2 separate regions of the Homo sapiens genome follow, and region 2 is linked to region 1. Evidence: chromatin loops called from intact Hi-C (ENCODE). Cell type or tissue: PC-9. All regions are shown on one strand. Each heading gives the region's core, and the rest is flanking DNA. Links, peaks and the distances in the headings are about the cores only. Region 1 holds the start of LOC124901104. Region 2 has its middle 14 kb from the start of RPS14.

Region 1 (9,663 bases), core at 2,758-7,757:
TTTGCATTTGTATTTTATGGTTGCTGTTCTGACCCATGACTTTTTCGGGGAGCAGGGAGGATGAAAAATGAAAATAAAAGCATTTAGAAAGATGATTAAAAAATTAAAAAACAAAAAAGTAGGGGGAAGGTGCACTCCCACACGCCGGCCAATCAGCTGCAACCGCACCATCAGCAGACCGGGGAGGCGCCTGGAGCCTGCAGTAACTCAAGATGGCCGACTGATCGCCAGAGAGTATTTGAGGACATGGTTACAGTTACGTTCCCAGGGGAACAACCTTTGGCCTCTTAAGACATCTACTTGCTTTCAGTTTTGAAAGAACTCAGGCAGCCATGGGGTATTTTTCAGAATTCCCGGCGGTGAAGGGTCAGAGCCATGGGCATTAGGGAGAAAGCTGAAGGCACAGCGGGTGTGAGTGTGGGGTCGCTGCCTGCAACACTTGGAAGAAATACGGGGAAGGGCGGGGGAGGGATCAAAACTGGCTTGTGTGGCCAAGGATCAAGTTGTTATTAAGCACTTTTATGTGCCTGACAGAGTGCCAAAGTCTCCCGTGATGTATCCTGTGTCCACATCCCAACAACCCCATCGGCAGGACTCTTTCCTGGTTTGCCCACAAGGAGGAAAGTGAGGAAAGTGAGGCGTCAGAGAGATGAAGCAACTTGTTTGAAGGCGGCCACACAGCTGGTAAGTGTGGGGACAGGATTTGAACGAGGGTATTTTGCATGGGAAGTCTGGCCTTCTGGCTACCACCCCACCTCTTCATCCCAAGACACTCTCCCAAGTCTGGCCCCACATGGCTCCCTAAAACCATGCTGTCCTCATATGGGAGGGTTTTAAGCAGCTCTAGGGCAGCCACCAGAGCCCAATACAAAGTCCCTTGCACTGACAGTCATACTCTAACCCTGTGCCCAGTTCTCAATGCTGCCTCCTGCTATGATCTCTGTATCTTTCATCGGCCTGATCTCTCCTTCCCCAGAGCTTAGTGCTTGAACCCCAACCAAAGATTGAAACCCTGCTGCCCACAGTCTGACCTGGCTCTGACCTCTGACCTGCCTGGACACTAGGAGATGCCCATTCCCGTGTCCCACGGCAGCTCCAACTGCCTGATGGACACCTGCTGCCTCCCCCACATCCCTGGGGAGTGTGCCCCAGAATCACCATGCCCTCCCAACTCCCGTGATCCTTCACCTGACTCGGCCCTCTTCTAGCTGGATCTGTGTCCCCAATTCCAGCCCTGCCCCAGGGGAGAGGCCTGGGGCTCCATCCAGACCACTAGTCTCATGACAGCCCAACAGCGTGAGGCCCATGGCAGCTGGCTGCTGTTGAGACTTGTGTTTGGTCTTTTAGCTTGCAGCTCTTGAGAGCTTCCTATGTGCCAGGCATTGAATTAGTCCTGTAAAGTGGATTCCCTCGTTTAACCTCAAACAGCCTTGTGAGTAGTGAATAGATGCTGCAGTTATTGCTATTAACGTGCTGCTCTATTCCCACACCAGAGGCTCTACTGATGTGCCCAGGAGCCCTGAGACCCCAAGACCAGCAGCTTCTGCCCTGGCCAGAAGCCCCATCCCACTTCCCATTTCCCAAACCTGGGGCTCACTGCCCCTTCTGAGTAGGGGCCAGACACATGCTGCTGAGGCATCATGGCTAGAAAATTGTGTTTCCTCCTCCCCTCCCCCAGGGCTGTAGGGCCTGGCCCTTCCCCAAACCCTGGCTCTGCACTGACACAGTGCCCTTGGATTTCCTCTGTGTTTGTCTGCTCTGGGCCTGGCAGTAATGGTCTCAGCCAGCCAAGACTGGGGCAGCTCAGCAGACTACCACAGCCACTGATACTGGAGCATGACCAGCTCAGTTCTTCTGGGACTGAAGACATTCCAAGAGCTCCATGTAGGAATGGCTGACAGCCCCCTGAACCAGGGAAGGTGCAGACAGACCTAGAGATGATTTCCATTGTTCCCCAAGGGCTGGGCTGCCTGAGGGACCAGGTACCAGGGAGGTGCCAGGGATCCCATAGCACCAAGACCCAGCCCCTCCCTGCAGCCCTGGCTTCTGAGTGGTATTTTGCTGTCCAGTCAGAAAGCAGAAACTACTCTATGCATTAGAACAGAAGGAATTTGGGCTGAGCGCGGTGGCTCACACCTGTAATCTTTGCACTTTGGGAGGCCTAGGTGGTCAGGAATTCCTGAGGTCAGGAATTCGAGACCAACCCGGCCAACATGGTGAAACCCTGTCTCTACTAAAAATACAAAAATTAGCCAGGAATGGCGGCGGGCACCTGTAATCCCAGCTACTCAGGAGCCCGAGGCAGGAGAATTGCTTGAACCTGAAGGAGCTGAAGGTTGCAGTAAGCAGAGATCATGCCACTGCACTCCAGCCTGGGTGACAGAGCGAGACTCCATCTAAAAATTTTTAAAAAGAACAGAAGGAATTCATTCTGGGGAGTAGGTTACACAGGTGAAAGATCTGAGAAGCACCCCAGAGATGAACAATAGCAAAAAGACATTACAACCCCTCCACTGGAGGGATGCGGGGAAGATCCTAGTGTCTAGGATCTGGTGTCACCAGACAGAAACTGGAAGCACAGCCAGGCCTGTTTGATGGGACGTGGGACCACAAGGGAGGGGCTGTCCAGTGGGAGCTGGGACCACAGAGGAGACCGGCCACTGTCAGAGATGCTACCTGAAGCAGAGAGGGGGGAAACTGAGGCATTTCTCCCACCTGCCAGTGCCTCCCATTGGCCAAACCTACCAGGCAACCAGAGGGGAGGGGAGCCGGGGAGATGGAGTTCCCTGCAGCACAGAGCAGAGCAAGGCAGGGAACAAACATGATGGCAAGGAAGCAAACAGCCCACCTCTGGAGATAGGAGCTGCTCAAGATGGGAGGGCGCCAGTCCTGGGTTTCCCCCGGGCCAGCCTGCCTGAGGGTCAGGGCTGTCCCAAACCGGCAGCCGCTGCTTACAACTCAGTTTCCACTCACAGGCCCTGAGGATATCCAGACCCTAGAGGACCAATGACAGGCAGACAGGCCCAAGATGGGAAACCCAGAAGCACTCTGAGATGTCCTAGACGCTGAGATGTCCTGCCTGAGACCTCCAGGATTAACTGAAGGCCAGCAGCTAGTGCTCCTGAGCCCAGTCATAAGTGACAGTCTATGAGGGCAAACTGATCCCCACTTCTTTTCACTCCTTAAGCTTCTACTGAAGCCTCCAGCAGACTCTTGGGCCCCAAAGCTGCTGCGTCCCCTAGAAACACCTAAAAGGATGCTCCTGGCTGCAAAGCGCCCTGAGCCTATAACCACAGGAACTGCTCCATCAGTATCCAGTGTGCCTGCTTATTGCCTGGTTACCTGCCCGGCTTGTCCTTGTGCAGATGCAGTGGATGCCAGAACACCCTACAGCTGGAGAGAGGCGGGGAAACCCTCAGGTGCTTGTGCCTACGAGCACTGCCCCAGCCTGGCAGCACCAGGGATGGGAGAGGAAGGAAAGCCCCAGGAATGCCTGTGGGGTGTGACAGCAGCCCCTGAGTGAAGAGCTGTGCCCAACCCCAGCTAAGCCCTCAGGACCCAGGACAAGGGGCCTTCTTCTACATAGGAGAGTGGCCTCATCAGCATCCCACATAGAGGGAGGCAGACAGGCCCTGCAAACCTTCCTCTAAACTTCACGCATCTCCTCGGAAGTCCCTATAATAATGACAAGTAGGTTTATTGAGCACTAATGGGCTGGGTGCTTGGCTAAGTGGTTTATGTCAGCATCTCATTTAATTCTCCGAAGAACCTTGTATGCTAGTATTATGGGGAGCCTGTCTAGTGGGTCAGAAAATATGACCGACAATAAAAATTTGAAGACAATAACAACAATAATAACATTAACAAAGGAAACAATGCTTCCCAGAGATCTAAGGAAGGGAAATTAATGTCTGATGAAGGGATGATTAAAGTGACGATGGAGAAAGGGATTTCACAGGAAATACGAAGATACGAAAGTAATTCTTCAGAGAAGATCTCCACCAAGAACACTCAACCCACATTCAGGCAGAATATGCAAGGAGGCAAACTGTTGTGGACTACGCGATCTCCACATGGAAGATGTCACATCAAAAAATAAAAATAGGCCGGGCGCGGTGGCTCACGCCTGTATTTCCAGCACTTTATGAAGCCGAGGCGAGTGGATCACCTGAGGTCAGGAGTTTGAGACCAGCCTGGCTAACATGGTGAAACCCCATCTCTGTTAAAAACACAAAATTAGCCAGGTGTGGTGGCACATGTCTGCAATCCCAGCTACTCGGGAGGCTGAGACAGGAGAATTGCTTGAACCCAGGAGGCAGAGGCTGCAGTAAGCCGAGATCGTGCCACTGCACTCCAGCCTGGGTAAGACAGAGCGAGACTCTGTCAATAATAATAATAATAATAATAATAATAATAATAAATAAACAAACAAAAACTCTGGTTCCTGGCGGCTTCTCTTGAAATATCAGAATGGTACCACGGCACCCTCCTTCTGATGTGGGAACAGTTGGTTGGAGCCAAGAAGCTACAGCTTTTTAGACTGAGTGTGCATGCTCTGGTCAACACAGTCCCCACCACCCCCTAATGCCTTTCACTTGGCCCTTCCTCTCATCTCCACTAACTGCCTGGCACCATGGGCGTTTCGCATTGATCCCAAAGGCGCTTCCCAGCCGTCCCTTAGCTGATCCCCTGCTGCCACCTGGTGGTCACAGTTCTTCTGTGCCATCAATGCATATCAGTGATATTCCTGGTACATCTACCACCAGGCACACTGATTGTCCCTTATTTAATCCTTTTACCAACCCTGGGAGAACAGGAATTATTGTATCCATTTTACAGATGAGAAAACAGAAAAGGTAAGTTGGGTAATTATAGATAAGAAAAAAAAATGAGCAAGGTTAAGTGAATAAATCATTCAGGATCCCAGATTCCATGATGTTGCCAGAGTGGAATCCAGCTCTTTCCTTTGCCCCAGCCCAGGGTATTTTAGGCTCTGTCCTGCCACACCCTTGAGATGGCCAGAACTCTGCAGTGAGTACTTTTGAGTCTGAGTGGGAGGACAGAGCAGCCTGGGGGCCATCAGCAGATGTCTTCATACATAGAAACCACGGTCCATCCATAGTCAAGACATTTGCTGCTTGCCTATGGCCAAGTAGGTCTTGGACTCAGATTTTTTTTCTTTTTCTTTTTTAAAAAAATAAAAATAAATAAATAAATAAATAAATAAAAACAGGGTCTCCGTCTGTCACCCAGACTGGAGTGTAGCGGCGCAATCACAGCTCACTGCAGCCTCGACCTCCTGGGCTCAAGAAATCCTCCTGGGTAGCTGGGACTACAGGCATGAGGTACTGGGGCCTGGTGTGGACTTAGATTTTCTGAGGCCAAGTGCTGGGCCTTTTCATGCCACCACACTGCCTCCCAGGCCTGAGAAGGCCTCCATCCTGTAGATGACAGAGTAATCCCATAGGATTGCTTTATTTTTATTTTTTTGAGGCAAGAGTCTTGCTTCGTCACCCAGGCTGGTGTTCAATGGCATGGTGATCTCGGCTCACTACAACCTCTGCCTCCCAGTTTCAAGCAATTCTCCTACCTGAGCCTCCCGAGTAGCTGGGATTACAGGCGCACGCCACCATGCCCAGCTAATTTTTTGTATTTTTAGCAGAGACAGGATTTCACCATGTTGGCCAGGATGGTCTTGAACTCCTGACCTCAAGTGATCCATCTGCCTTGCCCTCCAAAGTGCTGGGATTACAGGTGTGAGCCACCACACCCAGCCGGATTACTCTCTCCAATCTTATGTATCCCACAAGGCCCAGCACCTGCACCACCTTCCTCAGGAAACTGCCCCTGGCCACCTCAGCCTTCCCAAATCTCTCCCTTGTCTGAGCACCTATATGCCTGGTCCATAGCACCCCTCTGGGGCTGAGGGCATCTTTTCCTGTAGGGCCAGATAACTGCTTGATGTCTGACTCTCCAGTCGGCCAGGAGAGTCCTTGAAGGCAAGGCTTTGGTGTTCCTATCCTCTCTGGGATGCTTACTAAGCAATATGTATTGAACATCTAGTACTTGAGGCACATGACAAAGGCTTAGGGAGATTCTGGGATGAATCAGAAGTTCTCAGCCTCAAGGAGCATGCAGTTGCCTGTGGGCGCAACAGGCACACAGTCAGAGCCTAGTGATCTTCCCAAAGTACAACCCTGAGCACATCACTCCTCTGTTTCAAACCCTTTCATGCCTCCCCCACTGCCCTCAGAATAAAATCCAAGGCTCCTTTCCATGTTTGCTGCACTTCTGGGCCTCCAAATGTTCTCTCTCTGCCATCTTCACCTAACCACCCACTGGGCCTCAGCTTGGATATCACCTCTTCCAGGAAGCCTTCCTTGGCCGCCAAGTCTGAGACAGAGGTAGGCCTCTTCCCTGGCTTGCGTGGCACCTGCCATTACTTCATCCTGACACTTACACGGCACGTAATTGATGGGTGCCTCATCTGCCTGCCTTAGAGACTGGGATCTGGAAGACCGGGCCTCATCTGTCTGATTTCTTTCTGTATCCCCCAGCAGCTCAGGCCAGCTCCCTGAGGCGTGAAGGGTGTCCATTAAATGGACACCTGAGCAAACAAGATATTATTTTTATATACAGCAAGTGTCTAGCAAACAAATGGCACAGCGGGGCATCTGGCTACCCAATGTTTAGAGTCACACAAATTCCAGAGACTTTCCATCTTTGAAGTCCTTTATTCCCAGCAGTTCACATCAGTTACTCATTGAGCTGGGGTTCGTCATATTAACCAAGAATTCATTCATCTTTCTTTTGATATTGTAATCTTGTCCTCATCTCCACAACTGAGTTGGGGCCTGAGGGGTTTAAGAGTTCTCACTCCATCACAGGAGGCAAGGGGTACCCTTGTGAACCAGACTTCAACTCCTGGAAGTCTTGTTCAGTTCATAGGCAAATATCTTTGCAAGTTTAGTATGAGACAGCCCAACGGTTAAATAAATAAGACACAGTGCCATGGTTCTAGGCATTTGGAGAGGGAAAAGGCACATTACACAGATTCCCCTGGAGAAAATACAGGCCATTCTCATCTTCTCAACATGCATTTTCCCACTCTTCAGTGACTTTTAATCTTATCCCCTGGTCTATGAGAAACCATAACCCACGTGCTACTGAATACATTTTTATTTTCCCTTCATGACATAGACTTGGTTCCAAGTATATTTTATTTTCCTCCCTTATGCCTACAAGACATCCAATTTTGTTCAGGTCCCTTTTAATGGCACTTAATAAATATACATTCTGAGACCTGGCAGAACAGGCTGTCCCCTTTCACACTGCCTTTAAAGCGCCTGTTTGAACTAGCTAGTGCAGAGCTCAGGTGGGGCACGTCCTAGCTTACAGCTCATGGCCATCTCTGGCACCAGGTCTATCTGTCCAATACTTTGTGTCTAGGGTAGAGGTCCCTAACCCTGGCTGCACATTGGAAGCACCTGGGAAGCTTTCTGAATTCCTGAGGCCCGAGCCACACCCTAAACCAATTTCATCAGAATCTCTGGGTGGGACGGAGCCTGGATTCTGCCAGTTGAAACCTGCCATGGTAACTTCAGTGAGCAGCTACACTGAGAACTCCTGAGCTACAATTCTAGCACACAGTAGGCCTTCGGTAGGTATCTGTGGAACCCACGAGTGGGTTTCCTATTTCATTATCTGTTCCCCTATGCTCTCTATTTTTATCAGAAATCTGAGCAGGAAAGAGCAGAGAGAATGAGTCAAGAGCATCCTCTCAAGTGAATTCGCTGCTGAGAAAGGAACCGTAGGGCTTGCATTTCTCTTGTGTCATGCAGTCTTCATGCTTTAACAGGCCCAGAGGAGGCAAGTTATAGACTGACACAGACATGTATATATTTCTTAAAAGCCCTTCAAAAACCAGAGCTCACTGCTTAGGCACTATGGTTATAACACAGACATGTTCTTGGAAGCATATCTAAACTACCTCCTGTTTGACACACATTCTAACTTGGGTTGGTTACAAACTTTGTCAGTTGTTAAGATCACACTTGGTCACATTTTCCCATTTCTGTGAATCTTGCAACTTATCTTTGCCCAGAGCAACAGCCTAGACATGACCACCCCAAGCAGGGACTGCACTGCACCCAACATTGCCCCAGCAGGTCAGTCCTCCTTGAACAGGAACTGTTTTTGAGGGGCTCCAATTTCCAGGTTCTAGAATGGGGTGGCTCACTTACCAAGTTAAAGAGGCTGGCTACATAGAATGCAGTATTGAGAAGCCCCCCAAGGTAGATCCTGGGTTACAGGAAAGAAAGCTATACTGATGAACAAGGTTTGCTGCCACAGGCATGGGCGTGGGGGAGGGCAGCATGCCGGGGGCCACCCCGAGATCACTGCTGTCATTTACATTTGTATCACACTTCACAGTTTACAGGGAGCTCTGCATGCTTAGCCCCACGTCATTCTCAGCACAACCCTGTGAGTGAGGTCTTTCTGGATGGGAACACTGAAGTTGTGTCCTACATCTAAGGTCCCACAGCCAATTGCATCACATCCACGGCTGCCTCCAGGACCTCAGGGGCCACCTGAAACCACTGGGGGTTCCCCCTGGCTCCCCTTCTAACCAGAAACAGGAAAGCAAGCCATTCCCTAACCTCCCCACCCACCAGGCCTTATCACCGCCTTCCCAGAGTTTCCTCTATGATTTGCATACCCCTTTGTTCCCTAGTCCTGAGAACACAGCAGTAGCTGTTCACCTGCTGCCAACAGCCTCACACACCCCACCTAACACAGTATCAAAATCCCCTCTTCCCTGGAACAGCCTCTGAATTTGCCTACACACATTCCAGAACTATGACTTGGTCACACCCACTCCCAGGACCAGTCAAGAGTCTTGGGAACCTCTCTGCTACACCGATAAATCCATGGCTTCCCCACTTGAGAGGGCTCCCAGTGGGTCACTGCCCAAGATAAACTCAGCTTCCAGCATAGAGAAATAAAAGCTGACTCATTGGTTATGATGTCTCCTGATACCATGTGTAGGAAGTGAACTGTCTGACCAGGCAGTTCTGGACTCCTCCAGAACCCGCTTCCTGCAACCACACAGCACGCAGGTAACATTATCCCGTGTGACCCACGCCCACAGGCAGGCCCGGATGCAGGCACAGCTAAGACTGGCCATAACCTATGGAGAGTCCTGGCCAATCAGCTGTGACCTGCTGTCCAAGTGCATTGTGACCCCAGGTCGGAATGAGTTCTTTATGCAGACATAATGAGCAGTCCTGGCTGGAGCCTCCTGTGCCCCCACCACACCAAGCACTCTGCGAGGCCCGCCCATGTCTTCTGGCTGCCTCCTGAGTGTGCTTCACCCACCCTGGCCTGGTCTTCCCTTCCACCTCCACCTTTCCTTTGCTTCTTTTCCCCCCAGGGTCAGAGCCTCTAAGCCTCCCCCATCATTTGGCAATGTAGGCTCCAAAGAGGGTACCCTAAGAGGGCAGACTCCAGCCCCACAGAACTGGGCTCCGAGCCCTGGCCAAGAAGCCAGAAGGCACATAACCCCTCTGTCCATTCACTTCCACCAGGCTCCACTCAGGGTTCCCCTTCTTGTCCTGGGCCTCCAGGATGGTCACAGGCTGGCCTGCCTGCAGGCTCACTTCA
Region 2 (9,663 bases), core at 1,739-6,738, 800 kb before region 1:
CATGAGCCACCGTGCCTGGCCTGGAATCAATTTTTCATCACTGTCTCAAAAGTATCTTCCTGGAGGCTAGGCGCAGTGGCTGACACCTGTAATTCCAGCACTTTGGGAGGCCGAGGCGGGTGGATCACCTGACGTCAGAAGTTTGAGATCAAAAGGTATCTTCCTGGATGCCTTCAAGGTACCTCTCCACTGAATTCTCATAACACCTCTATTCCCCCATGGTACCACTGGTCACCCTCTATCACAACAGCCTACTCACCCCCGCACCGCCAAAGTCTATGAGCCCTGAGAGGGAAGGGAGTATGTCTTGTTCAATGTCTGCCACATCAGCACCCAGCCTGCTGAGGCAGAAGAATCGCTTGAACCCGGGAGGCGGAGGTTGCAGTGAGCCGAGATCATGCCATTGCACTCCAGCCTGGGCAAACGAGCAAAACTCCATCTAAAAAAAAAAAAAGAAGAAGAAAGGAAAAAAGAAAAAACCGAATGGAAAGCTGCAGGCGAAGAATGGTGGAGAATCCTGGAGAGCGGCTGGGAGGTTATACCTAGGTTCTATCACTCCCCATCCCCAACCCCAAACAAAGTGAGGGAGCTGAACTTGACATTCACATTAAGCCCTAAATACTCTGATTTCTGGGCTAGCACGAGCCCAGGTAGGAGTGTCCTTGAGCTCTTCGCAGAAGTTAAAGCACATCCTCTCTGAGTAAAGCCCTTGACAACGGAATCCCTCCAGTTTCCCACACATTAGGTAAAACCAAATATGGGCCCACTCCCTGCCCTCTCAGAGCTCATAGAAAAAAATCAACACACACGCAAATAAACCACCAGAATGAGAGGCAGCAGAAACAACAAACAGATTTAGATACCCAAAAGACTTCTGATGATATTAGAATTAGAATATAACTACATATGAAATGTTGAAAGAAATATGCAATGGAACAAAAAGAGTGGACAAAACCTATTAAAAAAATCATGTATATTCAAAATGGAACCAGAGAAAACCCTCAGAAAGAAAAACACGTATGATCAATGAAATGAAATGCTCAGTGGATAGGTTAAATGGCAGATTAGAGCCAGCTGCAAGAAGAGTTACTGGCCAGGTGAAGTGGCTCACGCCTGTAATCTCAGCACTTTGGGAGGCCGAGGGGGGCGGATCACGAGGTCAGGAGTTTGAGACCAGCCTAACCAACATGGTGAAACCCCATCTCTGCTAAAAATACAAAAATTAGCTGGGCCTGGTGGCGCGTGCCTATAGTCCCAGCTACTCAGGAGGCTGAGGTAGGAGAATCGCTCAAACCCGGGAGGTGGAGGTTGCAGTGAGCCAAGATCGTGCTATTGCACTCCAGCCTGGGTGACAGAGCAAGACTCTGTCTCAAAAAAAAAAAAAAAAAGTTACTGAACTGCAAAATAAATCTGAAGAAATTACAAAACAGAGAAGATTCCAAGAGGATTTGGAACTGAAGACAATTCTGCCTGAGGGAGCACCGGCCTTGCCAGCCCCTCTGGTGCCCAGTGAGCCTCCATTCACCTGGGGGACCTTGCAGTGACCCCTGTTGTCCAGAGAGGGCACTAGCAAGGCCATCCTCAATCTCTTGGTGCAGGATCAGGAAAACCTTTCCCAAGATGTGGCTGCAAAGGAGGGTTATTTACTTTAAATGGGCCAAAAAGGAAAACGTATAAGGGATTTCAAATAGGTAAAGTTCTGTCTCAGGGAAGAGGCAGCAGTGTCGTTATGTGTGGTCCTACGATGGTAGAAGTTGGCTAGGGAAGGAGTTGTAGAGAGGTAGACTTGACATCAAATAAACAGGGGTCTCCTTCCTTCCTTCCTTCCTTCCTTCCTTCCTTCCTTCCTTTCTTCCTTCCTTCTTTTCTTTTTCTTTCTTCCCTTCTTTATTTATGTTTATTTTTTTTGAAGACAAGACCTCTGCCCAGACTGGAGTGCAGTAGTGTGATTGTAGCTCACTGCAGCCTCCACCTCCCAGGGTCAAGCAGTCCTCCCACCTCAGCCTGCTGAGTAGCTGGGACTACAGGTGTGCATCACCATTCCCAACTAATTTTTTCCCCACTTTTTGTAGAGATAGGGTCTCACAATGTTGCCCAGGCTGGTCTCGAACTCCTGGGGTCAAGCAATCATCCCACTTTGGCTTCCCAAAGTACTGGGATTACAGTTGTGAGCCACTATCCCTGGCCTAAAGAGGAGTTTTTTATTTTTATTTTTATTTTTTTGAGACAGAGTCTTGCTCTTGTTGCCCAGGTTGGAGTGCAATGGCACCATCTCTGCTCACTGCAACCTCCGCCTCCCAGGTTCAAGCAATTCTCCTGCCGCAGCCTCCTGAGTAGCTGGGATTAACAGGCACCTGACACCACACCCGACTAATTTTTGTATTTTTAGTAGAGATGAGGTTTCATTATATTGGCCAGGCTGGTCTCGAATTCCTGACCTCAGGTGATCTGCCTGCCTCGGCCTTCCAAAGTGCTGGGATTACAGGCGTGAGCCCTGCGCCTGGCCTAAAAAGGAGTTTTCTAAAAGAGCTGCTCAGAGATTTAAACTGCTTCATGAGATAGTGATCTCTCCATCACTGGAGGCATACACGTGTAAAAGACTTCCAAAGGCTAGTTATATCAGAAACACATAAAAGAGAAAGGTGCAAGCAGTGAAATTCAAATGCTCCCAAACCAAACATACCATCTCTCTTCTCCCTTACTGAAAACAACAATAAAACCCACTAGAATTAGCACCAAAGAAATACAACGTAAGCCACAAAAGTGAACCACATATGTAATTTCAAATTTTCTAGTAGCCATATTAATAAAGTACCAAAAAGTGACATTAATTTTAATAATATATTTCATTTAACCCAATATGTCCAAAATATTTTCACTTCAACATATAATCAAAATAAAAATTATTAATAAGATGTTTTACTGTTTTTTTGTGGTAAGTTTGAGATTCATTGTACATTTACACTTATAGCACACTTCCATTTGGACTTGCCACATTTCAAGGACTCAACCACCATGTGGCAGAGATAATTGTGTCCCAGTATGCTTTCTCTTCATCTTCTATTGGAAATAGGAATCTCAATTTTTAGCTGCGTGTATGGCTGATCAGAATGAAGATGACATTTTATGGAGGATGGTCTGAGCAATATTAAAATAGAAAAAAAAGAAGAAACATAGAATTAAGAGAAACAAGGAATAAACAGTACAGTTTCCAGCCCCCTCCCAGGCAGCTAAGTGTCACTCACACAACTAAGTTGTGGCCAGTGAGAAGTAAGCAGAGTCATGAATGCAGTCTACAGTCTACAGGGAGAGTCTTGAAGAGGAGATGGCATGACCTTCTTCTCTTTCCTCTAGATACTCACTTTTAGATCTCTGCTGGAAACTGTCGCCTTATCAGACAAACTTCCCTGACATCACAGATCCATTAGCATCCCTCACCTCTGCCCATCATTCTCAAGCTATTTATCCATGTATGCGGCCAAATGTGTAGATCTTAGCCCAACTTGGTATTAACATCTATATCACCAAGTCAGTGGTTCTCAAACAAGTATGCATCAGATTCAGATTGCTGGGCTCCCACCCCGAGTTTCTGATTCAGTAGATCTGGGATGGAGGCCTGAATATCTGCCTGCCTGCCTGCCTGCCTGCCTGCCTGCCTTCCCTTCCTCCCTGCCTTCTTCCTTCTTTTCTTTCTTTCCTTTCTTTCTCTTTTCTTTCTTTCTTTTTCTTTCTTTCTTTCCTTTTTCTTTTTCTTTCCTTCTTTCTTTCTCCTTCCTTCCTTCCCTCCCTGCCTGCCTCTTTCCTTCCCTCCCTCCTTCCTTCCTTTCTTTTCTTTCTTTTTCTTTCTTTCTTTCTTTCTTTCTTTCTTTCTTTCTTTCTTTCTTTCTTTCTTTTTTCTCTTTCTTTCTTTCTTTCTCTTCCTTCCTTCCTTCCTTCCTTCCTTCCTTCCTTCCTTCCTTCCTTCCATCTTTCTTTCTTTTTCTTTATTTAGAGGTGGGGTCTTGCTATGTTGCCCTCACTGGTCTTGAACTCCAGGGCTCAATTGATTACCCAACCCAGCCTCCAAAATGCCGGGATTATAGGCATGAGCCACCGCACCCGGTCTGAAGATTTGTATTTCTAAGTTCCCAAGTAGTGCTGATGTTGATGGTTCAGAGACCACATTTTGAGAACCACTGGGCTTGGTGACTACTGGACTTTTCCGTTCAGGTCACTGCTGTCCCAGCACCTGAGACAATGCGTACCTGGTATCATATAAATATTTATGACTCATATTACAAGTATTACCTCATTCAGTCGCTTTGAGGTAAGTACTGTTATTATCAAAATTTAACATGTGAGGAAACTGAGGGTCAGAGAGGTTAAGTGACTCGTCCAGGGGCACACAGCTGGAAAGGGGCAGGAGCAAGGATTCAAACTTACATACGCTTGTCTATAACCACAGACCGTGCCCTTAATCGCCACACTCTTTCACTTCTAGCAGGCTGGGGCTCAGTGCAATCAGGCTACCAAGGAAGTCGAGGAGGAGGAGGACCCGCCCTGTCTCAGCATCTCTTCAGAGGGCTGGGAAGTACACGGTAGCAGAGTCCTGCCCCTGAAGGGAGCCCCGTTGCCGTGGGAGCTTACATCAGTCATATATAGGTGGCCACCAGGTGGCAGCATTGTTCTGACAGGAAGCCGCGTGCTGCCTTGCTGTCTTAGTTCTGATCTGGGTTCTGCCACCCCTGGTTCAGTGGCCCTCAGCCTATCCATTTCTTATGTGCCTCCGTTTCCTCATCTTTACAAAAAGGAGATTGCATCTCTGTGATCTCTGAAGAGCCCTTGCACCTCAGATGCCATGTAAAAGAGAAAGGTGCAGCCAGTGGAATTCAAATGCTCCCAAACCAAACCAGATCTCCTCCCCCCCACTGAAAACAACAATAAAACCCACTAGAATTAGCACCAAAGAAATATGATGCAAGCCACAGAAGTGAGCCACAGGTGTAATTTCAAATTTTCCAGTAGCCACACTGATAAAGTATCACAAAATGACATTAATTTTAATAATATATTTCATGTAACCCAATATGTTCAAAATATTTTCATTCCAACATATAATCAATATAAAAATTATTAAGATGTTTTACTTTTTTTGTGTGAAGTTTGAGATCCATTGTACTTTTTTTTTTTGAGACGGAGTCTCTCTGTCACTCAGGCTGGAGTGCAGTGGCACAATCTTGTCTCACTGCAACCTCTACCTCCCGGGTTCAAGCAATTCTCCTGTCTCAGCCTCCCAAGTAGCTGGGATTACAGGCACCCACCACCACACCTGGCTAATTTTTGTATTTTTAGTAGAGACAGGGTTTCACCATGTTGGTCAGGCTGGTCTTGAACTCCTGAACTCAGGTGATCCACCCGCCTCAGCCTCTCAAAGTGCTGGGATTACAGGCCTGAGCCACTGAGCCCGGCTGGTCCCTTATATATTTCCACTTATAGCACACTTCCATTTGGACTAGCCACATTTCAAGGGCTCAACCACCATGTGTAGCTAGTGGCTGCCATGTTAGACAGCACAGCCTTAGATATTAATGCCAAACATTTATTGAGGTAGGTACTATGCCGAGTGTTTTACATGCATTCTCTTTTTTTTTTTTTTTTTTTCCGAGACAGAGTTTCGCTCTGTCACCCAGGCTGGAGTGCAATGGCACTATCTTGGTTCACTGCAACCTTCGCCTCCCGGGTTCAAGCGAGATTCTCCCCTTCAGCCTCCCGAGTAGCGAGGAGTACAGGCACCTGCTATCATGCTGGCTAGTTTTTTGCATTTTTAGTAGAGACGGGGTTTCACCATATTGGCCAGGCTGGTCTCGAACTCCTGACCTCATGATCCACCTGCCTCGGCCTCCCAAAGTGCTGGGATTACAGGTGTGAGCCACTGCGCCTGGCTGCATTCTCTTAATCAATCTTCACAACATGCTATGAAGCAGGCAAGATTATTATTATTATTAGTCCTGTTTTGCAGATGAGAAAACTGAGGCTTGCTTAGGGAGACTAAGTGCCTCAGCCAAGATCACACAGCAAGTAAGTGGAGGAGTCTGGATTTGAACTTAGCTCTGCCTGGCTCCGGAGTCCGGGCCCTTCATCATGACATCATCCTGCCCTGATGGCAGATGCTTAGGGTATGCTGTCAGAGAGGCCTACCGACAGGGATTCCAAATCCAAGTAATGCAAATTCCTGGGAGTAAACAATCAGGCCTGTCAGGGCAGGAGGGGAGGCCCTGAAGCTACATTCTCCCACCCGCCGCAGTTGTGTGTCTGGCAAAGTTGAGCTTGCCTGGCAAACAACCAATGACTCTGACAAGAAGAAACCATGATCTTGGGGAAATTATGTTTGCATGATGAAAAATGGAACTTGCAAAAAGAAAATCTGGCATCAAGTGGCCGGGTGCAGTGGCTCAAGCCTGTAATCCCAGCACTTTGGGTGGCCAAGGCAGGCGGATCACTTGAGGTCATGAGTTCAAGACCAGCCTGGCCAACATGGTGAAGCCCTGTCTCTACTAAAAAAAAAAAAAAAAAAAAAAAAATTAGCCAGGTGTGGTGGCAGTCATCTGTAATCCCAGCTACTTAGGAGGTTGAGGCAGGAGAATTGCTTAAAGCCAGGAGGTGGAGATTACAGTGAGCCGAGATCATGACACTGCACTCTAGCCTGGGCGACAGAGGGAGACTCCATCTCAAAAAAAAAAAACAAAATAAAACCAAAAACTCTGGCATCAGGAGAAAATTAAAATTGAGAAATGGACTAGGGTGGCTCACGCCTGTAGTCCCAACACTTTGGAAGGCCAAGGTGGGCGGATCACTTGAGCCTAGGAGTTCGAGGCCAGCCATGGGGAGACTCTGTCTCTACAAAAATACCAAAATTACCCAGGCATTGTGGTGTGAACCTGTTGTTCCAACTACTCAAGAGGCTGAGGTGGGAGGATGGCTTGAGTCCAGGAGGCAGAGGTTGCAGTAAGCTGAGATGGAATCACTACACTCCAGCCTGGGTGATGGAGCAAGACTCTGTCTCAAAAAAGAAAAAGAAAAATTGAGAAATGCAGAACAATAGGAATAACCTGCAGGTGAGTGCGAAAGAGGGTAGAATTCCAAGGGACAGAGCTAGACCTAAAGTATGGAAGTTACAGGGAGGCAAGCTGTGGTGCGACATTAGGGAAAATAGCACTAACTAGACTGACGATGTTATACAGCTGAAATTTATTAAGCACTTATCAAGCAACTTAAATGTAGCAGCTTATTGGCTGGGTGCGGTGACTCACGCCTGTTATCCCAGCACTTTGGGAGGCTGAGGCGGCTGGATCACCTGAGGTCAGGAGTTTGAGACCAGCCTGGCCAACATGGTGAATCCCAGTCTCTACTAAAAATACAAAAGTTAGCCAGGCATGGTGGTGCACACCTGTAGTGCTAGCTACTCAGGAGGCTGAGGCAGGAGAATCACAAGAACCCAGGAGGCGGAGGTTGCAGTGAGCCAAGATGCCGTTGCACTCCAGCCTGGGTGACAGAGTGAGACTGTCTCAAAAAAAAAAAAAAAAGTAGCAGCTTATTTAATTCTCATACTCACAGTAGGAAGTAGCATGCAAGTAGACCATCAGAGGTGTAAGGAAGTAGATACTGCTATTATTACCCTTTTTGTTTTTGTTTTTTTAGAGACAGGGTCTTGCTCTGTTGCCCAGGCTGGAGTGCAATGGTGTGATCACAGCTCACTGCAGCCTCAAACTCCTGAGACTATCAGAGATGTGAGGAATTAGGTATTGCTATTATTACCTTTTTCTATTTTTTTTTGAGATGGAGTTTTGCTCTTGTTGCCCAAGCTGGAGTGCATTGGCACCATCTCAGCTTACAGCAACCTCCACCTCCCAGGTTCAAGCAATTCTCCTGCCTCAGCCTCCCAAGTAGCTGGTATTTACAGGCGTCTGCCACCTTGCCCAGCTAATTTTTATATTTTTAATAGAGACAGGGTTTCACCATGTTGGCCAGGCTGGTCTCGAACTCCTGACCTCAAGCGATCCGCTCACCTCAGCCTCCCAAAGTGGTGGGATTACAGGCGTGAGCCACCACACCTGGCCTGCCTCTTTTGGTTTTGTTTTTTCAGAGATAGGGTCTTGTTCTGTTGCCCAGGCTGGAGTGCAGTGGTGCGATCATGGCTCACTGCAGCCTCGAACTCCCAGGTTCAAGTGATCCTCCTGCCTTAGCTTTCAGAGTAGCTAGAACTATAGGCATACACCACCATGCCTGGCTAATCAAAAAAAAATTTTTTTTGAGATGGAGTCTGGAGTGCAGTGGCGCAATCTTGGCTCACTGCAAGCTCCGCCTCCCAGGTTCACGCCATTCTCCTGCCTCAGGCTCCTGGGATTACAGGCGCCCGCCACCACGCCCGGCTAATTTTTTTGTATTTTTAGTAGAGACGGGGTTTCACCGTGGTCTCGATCTCCTGACCTTGTGATCTGCCCGCCTCGGCCTCCCAAAGTGCTGGGATTACAGGCGTGAGCCACTGCACCTGGCCTAATTTTTTTGTTTTTAAGAGATGGGCGTCACCCTATGTTGTCCAGGCTAGTCTTGAACTCCTGGGCTCAAGGCAATCCTCCTTCCTTGACCTCCCAAATTGTTGGGATTAGAGGGATGGACCACTGTGCCAGGCTGTTATTACCATTTTACAGGTGAGGAAACTGAAGCACAGGATGCTAGTAGGCAGCAGAACTGAGATTCAGCCAAAGCAACTTAAGAGCATAGACTCTAAGCTGTCATGCAAAGCCTACTGCCTAGAATGGGTTACTCATGGAGATAGTGAGCTTTCTGTCTCTGGCGGCATGTAAGTAGACCGTCAGGCATGTGAGGAAACGCTCAAAAAGCATCATTCCTGGGTAGGAAGGAAGCCTGGAGGACTGATATTAAGTTTGTCTCGAAAGTACTAGAGGTAGGAATTGCCCATAAGAAACAATGATTGGGAAGGAATCCCATCTGCCTGCCTAATCCATCCCCTTGGGAACAGAGATTGCAGGTGACCTGATCCTAAGACTGCTCGAAGTAAGAAGCCTGCGGGAAGCAGTATGACATGGGGATTGAGAGGAAGTGCTCTGGAGACAGCTCAGACCTGGCTTCAAATCGTGGCTTTGCCACTTACTAGCACTCAGCTGGTGCTTATGCAGCTCATTTAATCCCCTGAAACTCACAGGGCTTGTTGTGACAATAAAATGAGAAGCCAAGTGGGAATAATTTACACTCAATCAAAGAGGTGAGGCTCAGGAGCCAGGGCCTTTGTGGGATTTGGAAGTTTCACTTTCCCTTCAAACCCAGCGGATGGGAACTGTGGTGGCAGCATTAATCAGAGAGCCTGGGCTGTGCAGGACCACTCACTGATTGACTGATTGACACAGGGTTTCCCTATGTTACCTAGGCTGGTCTCGAACTCCTGGGCTCCAGTGATTCTCCTGCCTCGGCCTCCCATAGTGCTGGCATTACAAGCATGAGCCACCGTACCCGGCCTGGACCCCTCCTTTGCTGCCTCCCCTCGTCAGCATCATTGGCTCTCCCTCCCCACGGAGTCACTCCCTCTGCGGACAAGCATGCTCGCACCCGGGGCTGCATCTTGTCCAGCCACTGCCTCACCTCCTGCCGCTGCTCCCAGTGCTGCTC

The links. A loop is a pair of places that touch in the nucleus more often than their neighbours do. Peaks named below come from ENCODE experiments on the same cell type or tissue, not always from the same donor. Only the 100,000 strongest peaks of a DNase experiment are listed, where the experiment ranks them.
Region 2: a loop joins it to region 1, with 10 times the contacts of the local background. A loop is called at or near these places in 2 of 110 quality-filtered maps.

Annotation. Positions count from the first base shown.
Region 1 is chr5:149,632,020-149,641,682 of GRCh38, reverse strand. ARHGEF37 (Rho guanine nucleotide exchange factor 37) reads right to left here. Exons shown (of 13, transcript NM_001001669.3): 13 at 6,715-9,663. The coding sequence ends at 9,492. It overlaps LOC124901104, which reads left to right and starts at 202. Exons shown (of 3, transcript XR_007058990.1): 1 at 202-411; 2 at 535-684; 3 at 2,976-4,440. RefSeq lists an enhancer at 8,525-9,663. In PC-9, for the core only: CTCF peaks have their summits at 4,528 and 4,741 (motif pointing left); no DNase peak of the experiment used is centred there.
Region 2 is chr5:150,431,243-150,440,905 of GRCh38, reverse strand. No RefSeq gene overlaps it. Among named protein-coding and RNA genes, the nearest start is that of RPS14, 14 kb to the left of the region's middle. RefSeq lists a silencer at 3,314-3,514. In PC-9, for the core only: CTCF peaks have their summits at 4,452 and 4,652 (motif pointing right); a DNase peak (open chromatin) is centred at 4,595.